2 separate regions of the Mus musculus genome follow, and region 2 is linked to region 1. A link is a loop called in an ENCODE intact Hi-C map of the cell type or tissue named here. Cell type or tissue: gastrocnemius. All regions are shown on one strand.

The links. Peaks named below come from ENCODE experiments on the same cell type or tissue, not always from the same donor. Only the 100,000 strongest peaks of a DNase experiment are listed, where the experiment ranks them.
Region 2: a loop joins it to region 1, with 9 times the contacts of the local background. A loop is called at or near these places in 38 of 42 quality-filtered maps.

The regions. Positions count from the first base shown.
Region 1 is chr1:153,893,703-153,896,202 of GRCm38, forward strand. Gm38440 (a long non-coding RNA gene) reads right to left here. Exons shown (of 2, transcript XR_387481.3): 2 at 22-2,500. Among named protein-coding and RNA genes, the nearest start is that of Teddm1a, 3.3 kb to the left of the region's middle. In gastrocnemius, a CTCF peak has its summit at 1,411 (motif pointing right); a DNase peak (open chromatin) is centred at 1,409; H3K27ac peaks cover 348 bases.
Region 2 is chr1:154,117,209-154,119,708 of GRCm38, forward strand. LOC108167736 (a long non-coding RNA gene) reads right to left here and starts at 645. Exons shown (of 4, transcript NR_168298.1): 1 at 232-645. In gastrocnemius, a CTCF peak has its summit at 1,043 (motif pointing left); DNase peaks (open chromatin) are centred at 404, 716, 1,037, 1,620 and 1 more place; H3K4me3 peaks cover 1,311 bases; H3K27ac peaks cover 1,608 bases.

The sequences.
Region 1 (2,500 bases):
TTGCAACTTTTCCTCTTTGAATCTCAAGCCATTCTATAATCTCTATTTTGTCTTTCAGCTGACACACAGACTGCAACCTTCTGCTACCGAGGCAGTGAGCACTCACAAGGCAGAGAGAGCTCACATGGATCTTCTTGTTCTGTTGTCACTGGGCCACTTGCAGGAACACTGCTTTCTTTTTCCCTAACCATCTGACACATCTGACTTTGTCCTGGTTTTGAAATAATTTTCCTTGGGGAGTTCTCTCTCACCAACATGTAGGTTTCAGAAGAAGAAGGGCTTTGCTGTATCTAAGTTACACAACTCCTTGTGTGTGTTCCAACTGTGTGGCAGCTCCTGATTCCACTCATCTGGTTCCACTGCCCACCCCACCCATCCTTCCTTCTCGTTGTGTTACACAACAGGTAAGATGCTCTGCCAACCTCTGGGTGACCATCCTAAAGCCTGAGGTCACCTTCTCTCTCGTTTTTCCTTGTCCTTGGGGAGAGTAAAGGCACAAAATCTGTTCCTACGTTGTTTAGTCTTTTGATATTAGTGGTGGTGCTTTGGTTGTGTTGCTTAGTACTGAGGGTGAGACCCAAGCCCGCCAGCAATTGCCCACAGAACCACATCCCGCCCCAGCTAGTATCACTGCTGTGATATGTACTTCTCTAAGGAAACTGCTGTTATGGGTCCACTTGCTGGAGAAAAGAGATAGGTCAGCTATTTAAGCCTCATGTCAGCCTCAAGTCTGACAGTGTCACCCAGGCTACCGAGTGAGTAATGTAACATAACATAACAATAGGAGTATCAGTCCCTCCCTAACTGCGATGGAGAAGGAAGTTATCCCCAAGATTAAACAAGGACTCAGGGGAAGAAGAGCAGAGGGAGAACGGGTGAGGCCAGCCAGAAATCCTGGTAGAGGAAGTGGCACAGTGTAAATACCCTAGACTCCCCTAAAGGACAAGCTTATGTGAGACTTTCTGCCCAACTCCCCTTCTCCTAAGAATAAAGTCTGGCGTACTCTCAACTCTTGGCTTGCCTTACGTTTCTGGGCTCAGACCCAAGTGAGGGCTGAGGATAAGGCTTGTTTATGATCAAACCTTTGAATCCATTTCCCCTTTATTCTTTGTCCCTAGACTTGTCTCAGTTGATTTTGCAGAGTCCTTTTTTTGTCCACCTTCCTTGCACACTGATGTGGGGTGAGAAGCAAGCAGAGTAGGCTGCCCATTTCTGGGCTTCTGAAGACTAATTTTATGACAAACTTCCAGTAATCAGGCAGTGATATGAATATAATATCTCTCAAACAGCCAGTGTAGGCGAAACACTTGGGTGCTATCAAATTATCATATGTAATATGTAACAGAGGCAAGAAAATCTTCAGACTCAAGCCTTCTGGGGCGATGTTTGAAATTCTCACAAGCCACCACTAGAGGGCACAATAGCACCATCAGTCAGTCCAAGCACCTCGGTCCCCAACCCCAGCATATATTAGTCTTTCAAAAACCAGTTTAAAAGAAGAAATGGGGGAGGAGAGAGAAAGCCCAGAAGCAGGCTAAATGTTGCCCAAGAATCCAAAATACATACCATAGGGCTGTGTGCTTCCAGTTAAAAATTGACAAATATGAGATAAACAGGGATCCAAACCAGCTAACGGGGTCAGGGGTGAGGGATAAAAGGCTCTGCGCAGGCCCAGCTGTGGACTCCTTTGAGAAAAGTAACCAACTGAAGAACTGTTTCAATTCAGTTTTTACACCACAGGCCAACTTTCCTAAACTTTCAAGTGGGCTTCAGTAAAGTTTAAACCATCTAGCAGCTATATAATGAACAAAAACAGAGCTGTATGTACTCTGGGAAATAAAGCAAAGTGTCTGGACCAGAAAGATGGTTCCGTGGGTTAAGGCATCAGCCACTGTGCAAACCTGACAGGTCTAGTCCTGGAATTCATGGTGGGAGGAGAGAACTGACTCCTGAAAGTTGTCCCCCGACTTCCACACAGGTGGTGTGGTGGTGGTGGTGGTGGCGGCACACGCCTTTAATCCCAGCACTCAGGAGGCAGAGGCAGGCAAAGGTCTGAGTTTGAGACCAGCCTGGTCTACAGAGCAAGTTCTAGGTCAGCCAGGGCTACATGGAGAAATCCCATTTCTGGAAATAAAAAAATAAAAAATAAATAAAACACAATAAAGGGTGGGCTGGGGATATAGCTCAGCAATAGATTGCTTGTCTAGCCTGTCCCAGAAACAAGTAGGAAAGACAGACATGGGGGTTGAACTCTAGAATTGTGATTGTGGCTTCCATAGTCTCAGTAGGACCCCTGCTTTCCCACGCTGTGACAGATGAACTTGGTTCTTCCCAAACCCTTCATGTGACTTCCTAGCAGAGGCAAGCTTTGAGATAGAGTCCAAACAGACCCAAACCTTCCACTAATATGCAGGTTGAGAAATGGGGTGCTCTCTCTCTCTGTGTCTTCACTGAACATTGGTCAAACTCAAATGAGGTGAAAGACAGTTGACATCCCAAC
Region 2 (2,500 bases), 220 kb after region 1:
TCTGTGTGTGTGTCTCCTCACCCCGCAACCCCCCCACACCCCCATATATGCCTTTCTTCAACTACTGATCCTACATGCTGTGTTTGAGATTTATCTGTGGCTACCTGTCCAGCTGGAAAATTTCCCCACCTTTTAATTCTCTAACGAGAAGAGAAGATGAATCCCATCTAGACCCCTGGAGACAACACTGTGTCAATGTGGTTGCTGGGAAGGAAATCTCGGACTTTGTACCTTTGCAAGAGCAGCGAGTGCTCTTAATTCCGAGCCTCCTCTCCAGTCCGAGCGTTCCAATTTTTCAAACCCGCAGTTTGAAAGAAAACGAGGAAGAGGCGCCAGAGTGCAGATTGAAACCCGTGGCTGGTGGTGTTTACTGCTTGAAGGGACCAGAAGTTCATGGCAGCCTGGCTGGCCTGAGAAAAACCTGTTCTGCTTAGGGAAAAACCCAGCGGCAGCAAAACAAGAATTCTGGCCAGAACTCTGAGGTGTGTACCACCCCCATCCCGCCTTCCTCCTCAAGGTGGGCTTGCCCCGAATTGGCAATGCAGCACCCTGTCTGTCTCCCAACAGCGATTTTTTTTTTTGAAGTGCAAGCTCCCCGAGAGTCAGCTCTGCCGTGCAGACTTTTCTAGACACCAGCGCAAGCTGGGCCACGTGCAAGAGAGAGAAGGAGGGCAAAAGGAAGACAGCTCAGCCGGCTGGCCTTGGCCCTTGAAGAAAACAAGCCGCGGCAGGGGAAGAAACATAGTGTTCCCTACAATCTGATCAACTGTGCAAACCTCTGGCTTGCATACCGGGGGACGCCAAGGCCCAGAGGCGAAGCTGATTAGACCAGGCAGGAAAGAGGAATTGGAGATTGTTCCGGGGCAGATGAGAAACAGGTTATGAGGAAGGGAGTATTGCGTGTGTGCGTGTGTGTGTGTGTGTGTGTGTGTGTGTGTGTGTGTGTGTGTGTGTGTGTGTGTGCTCGCGTGCCCGTACATATGCTCAGTTTGAGCCTGTGTGGGGGTGAGGAGGATGCTGCCCCCAGGAGGAGACAAATGCATAACACTGTTTGTGCACTGAGATCCCAGCTCCTAGGGTGGCCTCTGGCAACTGCTGAGGCCTCACAGCGAGAAATCTGGAACAACAAAGGCTGAAGGACAGAAAGGTCTCTGGCCAGAGGGGCTGCTGGCTTTCCAAGGCCAAGAACTTTACTTCAGAGGGACAGGGGACAACCAACTAAGGGGCTGTGAGGTGAACAGAGTTTGGAAAGAAGGAAGCCAAGGAGGCCGCGGATGTGCTGTGTGCAAGGCGCAGTGTGAGGCTCATACACACGGGGGTCACACTACGAAATTGCACTCAATCATAAAATGGGAAGCAAACAGCTCTTTTCCTTCCCCCAGGTCAGTGACACCTTGCGTTGCATAATACCACACCAGCCCCATTTGTTTATAAAGTTAACTAGAAGCCAGCCGGGGAATTTAGTCATTGTGAGACAGTATAGAACATGCATTTTAGTTTAGAACTCAGAGGATGATGTTCAGGAATGTGAAGACTGTAGTAGTCCTCAAGTCTTTGCCACTACCCCTGGAATGTCCTGCTGGGCACCTGTCATACCAGCGGACACCTTTTTCCGCTGCCTCTACTCTATCGCCACCTGCTGGCTCTGACTGCATAACAACATAGCTTGCTCCACTCAACTTGCCTGTTTGCCTCTCCACATTTCTTCAGTCTATTTTTTTTAAAGGCAAGACTTTAATTTATTCATGAACAAAACCCAACAAAAGCTAAATACTTCTAAATTTATAATATATCCCCCATTTGAAAGGCCACACTTGCTGCAGTTGTTTGAGCCCATTATTTGAAATATACAGGAACACTATATTTAAAAAAAAAAACTCACAATCTAAAAATGATGATTAAATAACAAGAAAATATTTTAAATAAGTCAATATTATTGAACATATGTTTATAGAAGAGAGTCAGTTTTATATGTAGATACCCACCTAGGATTTTTGAATTTTATTTTATTTGTATAGCGACAGGGTCTCGCAGCTTTTCCCTGGCTGGGCTGGCACAAGTCGCGCTGCTTCTTCGTCTTGCCAAGCACCCTCAGCATTGTTTTCAGACAGATCTGGCTCTCTGTTTCTTGTATAGCCTCTTCTCCGTTGAATCTTTCCCCTACAATTTTCTTTCTTGTTTAAATTATGAAATTCCATTGATCTTTGTTGTTGCTTCCTGTGGGTTTTTGTTTGCTTGTTTATTTATGTGTGCAGGCATGCACGTGCAACAGTGTGTTCGGGGGTAAAATGCCAAGTCTCTGGGGTTGGCTTTCTTCTTTCCCCCGGTGGGGTCCGGGACTTGAGCTCTGTCTCTGGGCTTGCCTGTAAGGCCTTTACCCGCGGCGGAGCTGTCTCAAGAGTCCTTTCTACCGCTTTAGAGGATCTACCTTCCTTCCTCCACATATTTAGAACATGTTGCAGAAAGTTTGGTTTGGTCCTGTGTGAGAGACACAATGTGG